2 separate regions of the Homo sapiens genome follow, and region 2 is linked to region 1. A link is an interaction called in ENCODE POLR2A ChIA-PET data of the cell type or tissue named here. Cell type or tissue: OCI-LY7. All regions are shown on one strand. Links, peaks and the distances in the headings refer to the core of each region. The heading gives the core; the rest is flanking DNA.

The links. Peaks named below come from ENCODE experiments on the same cell type or tissue, not always from the same donor. Only the 100,000 strongest peaks of a DNase experiment are listed, where the experiment ranks them.
Region 2: POLR2A ChIA-PET joins it to region 1 with 5 read pairs; 2 of 35 experiments call an interaction of 5 or more read pairs at or near these places.

The regions. Positions count from the first base shown.
Region 1 is chr1:45,790,484-45,798,625 of GRCh38, forward strand. No RefSeq gene overlaps it. Among named protein-coding and RNA genes, the nearest start is that of MAST2, 9.1 kb to the right of the region's middle. In OCI-LY7, for the core only: CTCF peaks have their summits at 3,923 (motif pointing left) and 4,123; a DNase peak (open chromatin) is centred at 3,928; H3K4me3 peaks cover 868 bases; H3K27ac peaks cover 521 bases.
Region 2 is chr1:46,226,408-46,232,978 of GRCh38, forward strand. No RefSeq gene overlaps it. Among named protein-coding and RNA genes, the nearest start is that of RAD54L, 18 kb to the right of the region's middle. In OCI-LY7, for the core only: no CTCF peak of the experiment used is centred there; no DNase peak of the experiment used is centred there.

The DNA.
Region 1 (8,142 bases), core at 1,543-6,542:
TATATATTCCATTGTGTGTGTATATATATATATTCCATTGTATGTATTATATATGTGTGTATGTATGTATGTACATACACACATATGTGTATATATATGTGCATATGTGTATATACACACACACAATGGAGTATATACACACACACAATGGAGTATATATATATATATATATATACACATAAAGAAAATGTGATATCTATCTATATATATCTGTATATAACCTATAGATATACATAGGCTGTTGTGAATAGTGTTGCAAAAAACATGGGAGTGCAGATAACATAATTTCCTTTGGATATATGCTCAGTAGTGCAATTGCTGGCTCATCAGACAGCTCTGTTTTTCTTTTTTCTTTTCTTTTTTTTTTTTTTTTTTTGAGACGGAGTCTCACTCTGTCGCCAGGTTGGAGTGCAGTGGCGCAATCTTGGCTCACTGCAACCTCTGCCTCCCGAGTTCAAGCTATTCTCCTGCCTCAGCCTCCCAAGTAGCTGGGATTACAGGTACATGCCATCATGCCCAGCTAATTTTTTGTATTTTTAGTAGAGACGGGGTTTCACCATGTTAGCCAGGATGGTCTCAATCTCCTGACCTCGTGATCCGCCCACCTCAGCCTCCCAAAGTGCTGGGATTACAGGCGTGAGCAACTGTGCCCCGCTTTGTTTTTCATTTTTTGAGGAACCTCTATACTGTTTTCCATAATGGCTGTACTAATTTACATTCCCTCCAGCAATATGTAGAGTTCCCGTTTCTCCACATCTTCTCCAGAATTTGTTATTTTTTTGTCTTTCTGATAGTAGCCATTCTAACTGGAGTGAGATGTTATCTCATTGTGGTTTTGATTTGAATTTCCCTGGTGATTAGTGATGTTGAGCGTTCTTTTATATACCTGCTGGCCATTTGTATGTCTCATTTGAGAGATGTCTATTCAACTCATTTGCCCATTTAAAAAAATTGGATTCTTTGGGTGTTTTTGCTGTTGAATTGTTTGAGTTCCTTGTATATTCGTGGTATTAATCCTTTGCCAGATTAATATTTTGAAAATATTTTCTCCCATTCTACTGGTTGTCTCTTCACTCTGTTGATAGTTTCCTTTGCTGTGGAGAAGATTTTAGTTTGATATAGTAATAATCCCTTTTGTCTATTTTTGCTTCTTTTTTTTTGAGACAAAGTTTTGCTCTTATTGCCCAGGCTGGAGTGCAATGGCATGACCTCAGCTCACTGCAACCTCTGCCTCCCGGGTTCAAGCAATTCTCCTGCCTCAGCCTCCTGAGTAGCTGGGATTCCAGGTGCCCACCAACATGCCTGAATAATTTTTTGTATTTTTAGTAGAGATGGGGTTTCACCATTTTGGCCAGGCTTGTCTCAAACTCCTGACCTCAGGTAATCCACCTGCCTCGGCCTCCCAAAGTGCTGGGATTCCAGGCATGAGCCACTGGGCCCAGCTATTTTTGAGTTTGTTGCTTGTGCTTGTGAGGTATTATCTATAAAATCTTTGCCCAGTCCCATGTTTTGGAGTGTTTCTTTTATACTTTCTTTTAGTAGTTTCATAGTTTCAGGTCTTACATTTAAGTCTTTAGTCCATTTTGAGTTGATTTTTGTATATTGTGAGAGATAAAGGTCTGGTTTCATTCTACAGCATACAGATATCCAGTTTTCCTAGTACATTTATTGAAGAGACTTTACTTCCTCCAATGAATGTTCTTGGTGCCTTAGTCAAAAATCAGTTGGCTGTAAATACATGGATTTATTTCGCGTTCTCTATTCCATTCCATAGGTGTATATATCCATTTTTAGGTCAGTACTATGCTGTTTTAGTTACTATAGCCTTGTAGTATATTTTGAAGTCAGGTAGTGTGATGCATCCCACTTTGTTCTTTTTGCTCAGGATTGCTTTGGCTATTAGGAGTTTTCTGTAGTTCCATATGAATTTTAGGATTTTTTTCTGTGAAACATTCTGAGAAGAATGTCACTGGTATTTTGATAGGGATTGCATTGAATCTATAGACAGCTTTTGGTAGTATGATCATTTTGACATTATTGGTTGTATGATCATTTTTATGTTACTGGTTCTTCCAATCCATGAACATGAGATGTGAGATGTCTTTCCATTTTTTTGTGTGTCCTCTCCAACTTCTTTCTTTTCTTTTCTTTTTTCTCTTCTTTTCTTTTCTCTTGTCTTGTCTTGTCTCCCCTCCCCTCCCCTCCCCTCTCCTCTTCTCTTCTTTTATTTTTTTAAGACAGAGTCTTGCTCTGTTGCCCAGGATGGAGTGTAGTGGTGCGATCATGGCTCACTGCAGTCCCCCACTCCCAGGTTCAAGCAATTCTTGTGCCTTAGCCTCCCAATTAGCTGAGACTACAGGCACGTACTACCATGCCTGGCTAACTTCTGTATTTTTAGTAGAGACAAGATTTCACCATGTTGGCCAGGCTGGTCTCAAATTCCTGACCTCAAGTTATCCTCCCGCCTTGGCCACCCAAAGTGCTAGGATTACAGGCGTGAACCACTGCACCCAACCTCCTCTTCAATTTCTTTCATCAGTGTCCTATGGTTTTCCTTGTAGAGATCTTTCACTTCTCTGGTTAAACTTATTCCTAGGTATTTTACTTTTTTGTAGCTATGTTAAATGAGATTGCTTTTTATATTTGTTTGTTGTTTGTGTATAGAAATGTTACTAAATTTTTGTATGTTGATTTTGTATTCTGCAATGTTACTGAATTTGTTTATGAATTTTAGGAGTGTTTTGGTAGAGATTTTAGGGTTTTCCACATGTAAGATCATGTCATTTGCAAACAGGAACAATTTGACTACTTCCTTTCCAGTTTAGAGATCCTTTATTTCTTTTCTTGACTAATTTCTCTGGCTAGGACCCATTTTAACTTTTGACTTATTTATTTATTTATTTTGAGACGGAGTTTTGCTCTGTCACCAGGCTGGAGTGCAGTGGCGCGATGTCAGCTCACTGCAACCTCTGCCTCCTGGGTTCAAGCAATTCTCCTGCCTCAGCCTTCCGAGTAGCTGGGACTACAGGTGCGTGCCACCACGCCTGGCTAATTTTTTGTATTTTTAGTAGAGACGGGGTTTTACCATATTAGCCAGGATGGTCTCGATCTCCTGACCTTGTTATCCTCATGCCTTGGCCTCCCAAAGTGCTGGGATTACAGGCGTAAGCCACCGCGCCCGGTCCAACTTTTGACTTTTTATTCTAATTTGGAACAATTACACTTTAGGCTTGTTGTGTAGCTAAATCTTGATATTTCTTTTCATTGTATTTTTATATTAGGTCAATTGTTTCTCCCCATATCAACCTTTTTTTTTAAAAGATTTATTTATATTTTTTGCTGGAATACACACTTGTAATGAATTTTTTTTTCAAGAAGAGTACATGGAAGATGAAGTTTCTGAACAACTAAATTTCCAAAAGTGTAACTGATAAGTTTGATGTTTGGGCTTGTTTTCAAAGGAAAATAAATAATTATAATGGGGAAGGAATTAGTTAATAAAATTTCCCCCACCCAAATACCAAAATAAGGAGCCTTAGGGCACCAAATCTCCTAGGGTGATTCTTCCATTTATTCTCAGGATATATTTAGAAGTATCAGGGGAGTTTGTGGCTGTCTATGGTTAGAGAGAAGGATGTCAAGTAGTGCAGCTGTTCCAAAGACTGCTCCGATTTATTATTTTGATCTTTGTTTCCCTTCTCAGATGTTCTCTGTTCGTGCTAACTTCAATTTAGAAATTCTCTCTCCCAGGAAGTCTATTTCCACTCCCATTTTAGCCTTTTCTGTGCATAATCTGGACCAGGGGTCCCTAACCCCTGGACCACTTGGTACCGGTCTGCAGCCCGTTAGGAACCAGGCTGCATGGCAGAAGGTGAGTGGCAGGCACATGAGCATTACTGTCTGAGCTCCACCTCCTGTTAGATCAGCGGCATTAGATTTTCATAAGAGCACAAACCCTATTGTGAACTGGGCATGCAACAGGTCTAGGTTGTGCCTGCCTTGTAAGAATCTAACAAATGCCTGATGAACTGAGGTGGAACAGTTTCATCCTGAAACCACCCCCACCCCCCGGAAAAATTTTCTTCTACGAAACCAGTCCCTGGTACCAAAAAGTTTGGGGACTGCTGTTCTGGACTGTGGCTTTTTCAACTCTAGTTTATCCATCATTATGATCCTATCTCTGTAAAAAAAATGTGTCTTCTTTTTTTAATAATTGTATGGGATTAGATATTGTATTTGTCTGCTTTTAGTCTTTTAGGAATTTATCACAGACTGGATTTATTTTATTTATTTTTGGTACAAATTCCATGGGACTTTTGGAAGGGAAGTTGTAAAAACACGTGCTTAGCTTTGTACATTAAACAAAGCCTCTTGACTTATATTTCTTAGAAACCAGTGCTGGATGAAGCATAGATTGGAGAAGACAAAAGTAGGAGTGGGGAATCCAATTATTTTAGTTGGAATGAGTTCCAGTCTGTCTAAACAAAAATATTATAATAATAAAAATAATTTAAAAAATTACATGAGTGTGGTGGCTCAAGCCTGTGGTTCCAGCTCCTCAGGAGGCTGAGGTAGAGGATCTCTTGAGCCCAGGAGTTCCAGGATACAGTGAGTTATGTCCATGCTACTGTACTCCAGCATGACAGAGTGAGACTTCATCTTAAAAATTTTTTTTTTGGCTGGGCACAGTGGCTCATGCTTGTAATCCCAACACTTTGGGAGGCCAAGGTGGGCAGATCACGAGGTCAGAAGTTCGAGAACAGCCTGACCAACATGGTGAAACCCCGTCTCTACTAAAAATACAAAAATTAGCCTGGCGTGGTGGCGGGCACCTGTACTACTCGCAGCTACTTGGGAGGCTGAGGCAGGAGGATCACTTGAGGTGGAGGTTGCAGTGAGCCGAGATTGCACCACTACACTCCAGCCTGGGTGACAGAGTGAGACTCTGTCTCAAAAAATAAATAAATAAATAAATAATTTTTTTTGTTTGTTTTGAGACAGAGCCTCGCTTTGTCACCCAGGCTAGAGCGCAGAGGCATGATCTCTGCTCACTTCAACCTCCACCTCCCAAGTTCAAGTGATCCTTGTGCCTCAGCCTCCCGAGTAGCAGGGATTACAGGCGTCTACCACCATGCCTGGCTAATTTTTGTATTTTTAGTAGAGACAGGGTTTCATCAAGTTTGCCAGGCTAGTCTCAAACTCCTGACCTCAGGTGATCTGCCCGCCTTGGCCTCCAAAAGTGCTGGGATTACAGGCATGAGCCACCACGCCCGGCCTAAAAAAATTTTTTTAAAGTCACGGCATGGCGGCTCATGGCTGTTATCTCAGCACTTTGGGAGGCTGAGGTGGGTGAATTGCTTGAGGCCAGGAGTTTGAGACCAGCCTGAGCAACACAGTGAGACCCTTGTCTCTACAAAACAAAGTTTTTAAAAAATTAAAATAAGTAAATAAAAAAAAAGTTGTGACCCACTAGCTTCTCTAGCAAAAGAGGAATCAGAATCATCATAGTAAATCATTAAGATAGAAATTTGGTTACTCATGGCCAGGCATGGTGGCTCATTCCTGTAATCCCAGTACTTTGGGAGGCCAAGGCGGGCAGATCACTTGAGGTCAGGAGTTGGACACCAGCCTGGCCAACATGGTGAAACCCTGTCTCTACTAAAAATACAAAAAACAGCTAGGCACGGTGGTGCATGTCTGTAATCCCAGCTACTCAGGAGGCTGAGGCACAAAAATCACTTAAACCTGGAATGCGGAGGTTAGTTAGCCGAGATGGCACCACTGCACTCCAGCCTGGGTGACAGAGTGAGACTGTCTCAAAAAAAAAAAAAAAAGAAAGAAAGAAAAGTTTGGCTACTTGTTACGGATACCCAAAGTAACTGACTTCAACGAGATAGGAGTGTATTTCTCTCTCACATATAGTACAGAAGGCAAGTATGGCAGTTCTGCTCTGTCAGTTCATCTAGGAACTTTCTTTACTGTTGCATTGTCATCCCTAGGATGTTTTTCCCATTCCTGTGGTCCAAGATCAATTTCTGCCATGATACTTTCTAAGAAACAGGATGAAAGAAGGGCCAAAAGAAGAAAGGGAAGATGTGTTTCTTTTTAAGAGCATAATTTAGAAGCTGCGCTCATCACTTATGCTCACATGTCACTGGCCACAGCTTAGTCACATGACTATATTTAGTCACAAAGAAGGCAAAGAAATTTGTCTTTATTCTCGGTGTCCATGTGTCCAACAATAAGAAGAAGGGGAGAATAGATACTGGGGGACAACTATCTGTTTTTTTCATTATTTCTGTAATAATACAGAAATCACTGAAGCTGGCTCTTTTTTTTTTTTTTTTTTTGAGACAGAGTCTTGTTCTGTCGCCCAGGCTGGAGTGCAATGGCATAATCTCAGCTCACTGCAACCTCCGCCTCCCAGGTTCAAGCGATTCTCCTGCCTCAGCCTGCTGAGTAGTTGGGATTACAGGTGGCTGCCACCACGCCCAGCCGGCTAGTTTTTGTATTTTTAGTAGAGACGGGGTTTCGCCATGTTGGCCAGGCTGACCTCAGGTGATCTGCTCACCTCGGCCTCCCTAAGTACTGGGATTACAGGCGTGAGCCTCTGTGCCCAGCGCAAAGCTGACTCTTCGAAGAGTAATATGGGCCCTTTTGAACTACCTAGGGAGTCTTAGAAGAGCAGGGAGTGTTAGAATCACTGAAAGCAGCCTTCTCCTGGAGGGTATGTGTAGATTCCCCAGCCCGCTAGGGTAATCTCCTTTAAGAGGATTAGCAAGTAATCATTGCCTAAGAAAAAGGAGCATAATTACCCCTTCTTTTTTTTTTTTTTTTTTGAGACAAAGTCTCACTCTGTTGCCAGGCTGGAGGGCAATGGCGTGATCTTGGCTTAACACAACCTCCGCCTCCCGGGTTCAAGTGATTCTCCTGCCTCAGCCTCCCGAGTAGCTGGAATTACAAGCATGGGCCATCTTGCCCAGCTAATTTTTGTATTTTTAGTACAGACGGGGTTTTACCATGTTGGCCAGGATAGTCTCAATCTCCTGACCTCGTGATCCACCAGCCTCTGCCTCCCAAAGTGCTGGGATTACAGGCGTGAGCCACTGCACCTGGCCTCCCCTTCTGTATTGAGTGTTTAACAGGAAGAGCAGAAAGTCCCTAGGAAGTGGACTTCTTGGGAGAATTTGTGCTGGGGCTGCTTGTTTCCCTGGGAGATGACTGTGCTTTGCATGGGACATGAAAAAGTGAAGGACTAAGCTTCAATTATGGGAACTCTGGCCTGGGCATCCTTGACTGAGCTTAGTACTGAGGGAAATTGTCCTCCTTCAAAAAAATCTCTGTTGAATCAGAAGGACCTTTCTTGAAAGTAATGTTATGTGGTTTGTGTTAGTCTGCTTGGGCTACCATAACAAAAGAACACAGATTAGGTGGCTTAAACAACAGAAATTTATTTTTTTCACAGTTCTAGAGGCTGAACATCCAAAATCAAGGTTCTAGCCAATTTGGATTCTGGTGGGGGCACTCTTCCTGGCCCATAGACAGCTGTCTTCTCACTATGTTCTCACATGGCCCTCCTCAGTACATGTGCCTCGAGAGAGGGTGAGTGCTCTGGTGTCTCCGCTTATAAGGACATTAATCTCATAGGATTAGGGCCCTACCCTTAAAACCTCATTTAAGTTTAATTACTTCCTTAGAGGCCTCATCTCCAAATACAGCCACACTAGGTGTTAGGACTTTGACGTACAAATCTGGGGGAGACACAAACATTCAGTCCATAATATGGTCCCAGGGAGCAAAGATGCCAATGGACTGATCTAATTATAGCTGAATTTGGCTATGGAAGTTGGACTGATCTTCCTGAAGTAGATTTCAAAGACAGCCACAAGTTCTTCCCCTCCCTGAATCTATTCCCCCTTGCCATGTAACTTTAGTCCCTGGCCACACTGACTTGCTTTGGCAATGACACAGTTGCTAATGTGGCATCAACAGAGATTTGAAAAGTGCTTTCACATTGCGGCTCGCTGTCTCTTCCTCCTCACAGGACCCCCTACCACTGCTGTCATGTGAAGAAGTCCAAGTAAGCCTGAAGGATGGTGAGAGCTATATGGGTTAGTCATTCCCACTGCCATGGCCAATGGC
Region 2 (6,571 bases), core at 1-5,000, 430 kb after region 1:
GTGGAGGATTCCTCAACACTGTCTCCTCTCCAGAACCATTCTGTGCTCCTATTCCCCAAGGCTGAAGATAATTATATTCCCAGTGAACTAACCTGGGTTCTCTCTGGAAAGGGCAGATTGATTAGTTGTCTTCTTTTTAAATTGTTATTTTTAATTATTTAATAGTTAAACCATGCTTCTCATAGCATAGTGAATTCCATCACCAGGCCCCTTTCTTATTTTATTTTCTTCTTTTTTAAAAAAATTTTAGACTGGGCACGGTGGCTCATGCCTGTAATCCCAGCACTTTGGGAGGCCGAGGAAGGTGGATCACCTGAGGTCGGGAGTTCGAGACCAGCCTGGCCAACATGGTGAAACCCCATCTCTACTAAAAATACAAAAATTATCTGGGCATGGTGGCGCATGCCTGTAGTCCCAGCTGCTCAGGAGGCTGAGGCAAGAGAATTGCTTGAACCCAGGAGGCAGAGGTTGCAGTGAACCGAGATCATGCCACTGCACTCCAGCCTGGGCGACAGAGCGAGACTCCGTGTCAAAAAAAAAAATTATTATTTTTTTAAGAGACTGGGTCTCACTGTCACCCAGGCTGGAGGACAGTGATGTGATCTTGGCTCACTGTAACTTTGACCTCCTGGGCTCAAGCAATGCTCCCACCTCAGCCTTCTGAGTAGGACTACAAGTGCACACGAGCATGTCCAGCTAATTAAAAAAAAATTTTTTTTAGAGATTGGGTCTTACTGTGTTGCTCAGCCTGGTCTTGAACTCCTGGCCTTGAGAAGTCTTCCTGCATCAGCCTCCCATAGTGCTGGGATTACAGGTGTGAGCCACTGTGCCTGGCCTCTTCTTTTGATCCCTCATCCCTATTCTCATTCCTCTCCCTGTGTCAGTATATGTTTGGATATGTATGTATCTTTGAAAATATATGTAATTATGTGCCTATGTGTTTTAATATATATAAATGGTATACTTTTATGGTAAGCCAACTTCTGTAATGAATTGCTCCCATATTTCAGTGATTTAACACCACAGATTTATTTTTAACTTATTCTACATGGCACGGGTGTTTCTGGTTGGACAGCTCTCCTCCACTGTCCACTCCAGCTCCCAGGCTTCTTTTATTTTCAGATGGTGATAGCCTCATCCCAGCATCATAAAGTTTCCGGTCAATTTTTCACCAAGTTGTTTTACTATCCGTTGATTATCATTTTATGAATTGCTTGTTTCACTAGGGATTACAGAATGGTGATTTTCTAAGGCTATTAATTTTTCCTCATTTATTAGCTCTAATTCTGTACAGAAAACCTTTTTCACATCCTCTAGGACCATTTGATTACTCCGAAATAAAATTCATACCAGAATGGCAAGATAAATGCTTAAATCTCTTCCCTTACCGTTTTCAAAGTAGTTATGTCCTAACAACTTCTAATGGTGTTCAATGATTTTTTTGTTTCACTCTCTTTTTAAATGATCTCAAACAACCTGTAGTTCTTATGCATTTAATGTCGTTTAATCATTTGCCATTATTTTTTGCTTTATATTATATAAAGTATCAAGCATATACAAAAATAGAGAAAATAGTGTAATGAATTCCCAGGGACCCAGCTTCAATAATTATCAATTCATGGCCAATCTTGGTTTATTTATTCCCTCAACTACTTTCCCCCTAACCAAGATTATTTTGAAGCAAAACCAGATATCATACCAATTTAATCTGTAAATGTTTTAGCATGTATCTCTAAAAGATAAGGATTTTTATTACCATTATTGCACCTAAAAAGTTAATAAATTGTCAGTATAATAAAATATAGTTGGTGTTTAATTTTCCCACAGACTTAATTTTTAAAAGTTTTGGGGCCGGGCGCGGTGGCTCACGCCTGTAATCCCAGCACTTTGGGAGGCCGAGGTGGGCGGATCATGAGGTTGAGAGATCGAGACCACCCTGGCCAACATGGTGAAACCCCATCTCTACTAAAAATACAAAAAAAGCCGGGCATGGTGGTAGGCACCTGTAATTCCAGCTACTTGGGAGGCTGAGGCACGAGAATCGCTTGAACCCGGGAGGCAGAGGTTGCAGTGAGCCGAGATCGTGCCATTGCACTCCAGCCTGGGCAAAAGGAGTGAAACTCTGTCTCAAAAAAAAAAAAAAAAATTTTGGTACCAGGGTTATGCTGGCCTCCTAAAAAGAGTGAAGTAATGTTTCCTCCTCCTTTGCTTTATCTTTGTGTAAGGTTGGTAGTAGTATTTAGTACTTGACATAATTTACTTAGTGAAATCATCTGGGCCTAGAGTTTTCTTTACGGGGACGTTTTTTGGTTTTTTGAGGCGGGGTCTTACAGTGATGCCCAGACTGGAGCGCAGTGACACGATCATGGCTCACTGCAGCCTTGACCTCCCCAGGCTCAGGTGATCCCCCGACCTCAGGCTCCTGAGTAGCTGGTACTACAGGCGTGACACCATGCCTGGCTAATTTGTATTTTTTTTGTAGAGCCAGAGTTTTGCCACGTGGCCTAGACTGGTATGGGGGATGTTTTTGATAACAGTTTCCTTTAGTAGATATAAGGCTATTTAGACTTTTACTTTCATTTTGATTTAGTTTTGGTAGGTTTTTTTTTTTTTCAAAAAATGTGTCCATTTTATCTAAATTGTCGATGTTTTTGGCATAATATTATTCACAACATTTCTGGCCAGGCGTTGTGGCTCATGCCTGTAATCCTAACACTTTGGGAGGCCGAGGCAGGAGGATCGTTTGAGCTCAGGAGTTCAAGACCAGTGTGGGCAACACAGTGAGACCTCATTCTTACAAAAAATCAAAAAATTAAGTTGGGCATGGTTGCTCACGCCTGTAATCCCAGCACTTTGGGAGGCCGAGGCAGGCAGATCATGAGGTCAAGAGATCGAGACCATCCTGGCCAACAGGGTGAAACCCCGTCTCTACTAAAAATGCGAAAATTAGCTGGGCATGGTGGTGTGCGCCTGTAGTCCCAGCTACTCGGGAGACTGAGGCAGGAGAATCTCCTGAACCCAGGAGGCAGAGGTTGCAGTGAGCCGGGATCTCGCCACTGCACTCCAGCCTGGTGATAGAGCCAGACTTTGTCTCAAAAAAAAGAAAAATTAGCCGGGCGTGGTGGCAGGTGCCAGTAATCCCAGCTACTGAGGAGGCTGAGGCAGGAGAATTGCTTGAGCCTGGGAAGCGGAGGTTGCAGTGAGCTGAGATCGTGCCACCACACTCCAGCCTGGGTGACAGAGTGAGACCCTGTATATAAAAAAAAAAATCGTAACATTTCCTTGTTATTCTTTTTTTTTTTTTTTGAGACAGGATCTTGCTCTGTCGCCCAGGCTGGAGTGTGGTGGTGAGATCTCGGCTCACTGCAACCTCTATCTCTTGATTCTGAGGTGATTCTCCTGCCTTACCCTCTGGAATAGCTGGGATTACAGGGGCACACCACCACACCCAACTAATTTTTTATTTTTAGTAGAGACGGGGGTCTTACCATGTTGGCCATGCTGGTCTCGAACTCCTGACCTCAAGTGATCTGCCCACCTTGGCCTCCCAACATGCTGGGATTACAGACATGAGTCACCGACCGCACCCAGCCAAGTCTCTTAATTTTTTTTTTTTAGACGGAGTCTCTGTTGCCCAGGCTGAGTGCAATGGCGTGATCTCGGCTCACTGCAACCTCTGCCTCCTGGGTTCAAGCGATTCTCCTGCCTCAGCCTCCTGAGTAGCTGGGATCACAGGTGCCCACCACCGCGCCTGGCTAATTTTTGTATTTTTAGTAGAGACGGGGTTTCGCCATGTTGGCCAGGCTGGTTTCGAACTCCTGACCTCAGGTGATCCACCCACCTCGGCCTCCCAAAGTGCTGCGATTACAAGTGTGAGCCACCGCGCCCGGCCAAATCTCTTAACTTTTAAGGTTCCACTTTCATCCTTTTCTTAATTTCTTACAATTTTCTTTTTGTTATTTATTTGTTTATTTGGAAACAGAGTCTTACTCTGACGTCCAGGCTGGAGAGCAGTGGCATGATCTTGACTCTCTGCAGTCTCTGCCTTCCAGGCTCAAGCCATCCTCCCACCTCAGCCACCCGAGTAGCTGGGACTACAGGTGCGTGCCACCATGCCTGGCTAATTTTTGTGGGATTTTTTTTTTTTTTTTTTTTTTTTTTGAGACAGAGCCTCACTCTGTCACCCAGGCTGGAGTGCAGTGGTGTGATCTTGGCTCACCGCAACCTCTGCCTCCCACGTTCGAGCGATTCTCCTGCCTCAGCCTCCTGAGTAGCTAGATTACAGGTGCATGCCACCATGCCTGCCTAATTTTTTTTTTTTTTTGTAGTTTTAGTAGAGACCGGGTTTTGCCGTGTTGGCCAGGCTAGTCTCAAACTCCTGACCTCAGGCAATCTGCCAGCCTTGACCTCCCAACGTGCTTGGATTACAGGCGTGAGCCACTGTGCCCAGCCTCTTAATTTCTTACAATTTGTTTGTTGAAGATTCTGGGCTATCTGACTTACAGAATTTACTGCAGTCTGGATTTTGCTGATTACATACTCATGATGCAGTTCTAAATGTTCTGTGTCCTTGCTATGTCCTGCAAATTAGTAGTTGGATCCAGAGGCTGGATTAAACTCTGATTTGATCACTTTGGCAAGACATTGGAAGGCATATGAATCAGTGGGGCACAGTGGCTCATACCTGTAATCCCAGCATTTTGGAAGGCCGAGGCAGGTGGATCACCTAAAGTCAGGAGTTCGAGACCAGGCTGCCAAACATGGCAAAACCCTGTCTCAAATAAAAATACAAAAATTAGCCAGGTGTGGCAGCAGGTTCCTGTAATCCTAGCTACTGGGGAGGCTGAGGCATGAGAATCGCTGAACCTGGGAGGTGGAGGTTGCAGTGAGCCAAGATCACACCATTGCACTTCAGCCTGGGTGACAGAGTGAGATTCCATCTCAAAAAAAAAAAAAAAAAAAAAGAAGGCATATAAATCTAGTTGTCTCTATGCTTGGGATTTTTTTCAAGTGTTGCGTGTATTTATTAATTCATTGGAGATTGCAAAATGGTGTTCTTAATTCTATAACTTTATTTTATTTTATCTTATTTATTTTGAGACAGGGCCTTGCTCTGTCACCCAGGCTTGAGTGCAGTGGTATGATCCCAGCTCACTGCAGCCTCTACCTCCAGGGCTCAGGCGATCCTCCTACCTCAGCCTCCTGAGTAGCTGGGACCACAGGCACGAGCCACCACACCCAGCTAATTTTTTTTTTCTTTTGTAGAGATGGGGTTTTGCCATGTTAGCCAGGCTGGTCTTGAACTCCTGAGCTCAAAGTGATCTTCCTGCCTCGGCCTCCCAAAGTGCTGGGATTACAGGCATGAGCCACCGCACCCAGCCCTAGTCTTCATTTCTACAATGCTTTTTTTCTTGTATTTCCAGTTCTTTCCTGATTCCTTTCAGAATTAGTTCTGTCATCTCATTTCTGAGTTTTTCTAGTTCTGATTTATGTTCTTTCATGAATATATTATATCATTTTTTTGGTGTCCTTTAGCTTGTTTGTATTTTGATATGTTTTGTTGCACATCTTTTTGGTGTACTTTCATTGTCTGTAGTAATGTTATTCTTCTGGTCATTTTATTTTTTAAGACAGGCTGGAGTACAGTGGCATGATCACAGCTCACTGCAGTCTCGACCTCCCGGGTTCAAGTGATCTTCCCACCTCAGCCTCTTGAGTAGCTGGACCACAGGCGTGTGTCACCACGCCCAGCTAATTTTTGTATTTTTAGTAGAGACAGGGTTTCACCACGCTGGCCAGGATGGTCTTGATCTCTTGACCTCGTGATCCACCCGACTCGGCCTCCCAAAGTGCTGAGATTACAGGGTGAGCCACCACGCCCAGCCTTTTTGTAGACAGTCTCACTCTGTTGCCCAGGCTGGAGTGCAGTGGCAAGATCTCAGTTCACTGCAACCTCTGCCTCCCGGGTTTAAGCGATTCTCCTGCCTCAGCCTCCCGAGTAGCTGGGACCCAAGTAGCCACCATGCCCGGCTAATTTTTGTATTTTTAGTAGAGACGGAATTTCACCATGTTGGCCAGGCTGGTCTCGAACTCCTGACCTCAAGTGATCCGCTCACCTAAGCCTCCCAAAGTGCTGGGATTACAGGCCTGAGCCACTGTGCCCAGCCTTGACTTTGTTACTTTTCTGTTGCTCATTTTATGTGAAATTATCTGAAGTGAAAGAATGAGGTGGGGTTCAGGAGAGTTTTTACAACATTGTAGAGCTCCCTTGTCTGTTGTTTCCTGTGGCAGCTTTCTGCAATTTCCTGGCTCTGTTCCCCTCCTCCATGTTGGTCTTTAGCTCCTCATTTTTCCTCTGTTGTCCTCATCCTACTACATATTGATTCCACTCAAAGCTATTGCTTTCTTTCTTTCTTTTATTTTTTGATACAGTGTCTCATTCTGTCACCCAGGCTGAAGTGCAAGTAGCACTATCTCTGCTCACTGCAGCCTCGACCTCCTGGGTTCAAGTGATCCTCTCACCTCAGCCTCCTGAGTAGCCGGGACCACAGGCGTGTGCCACCACACCCAG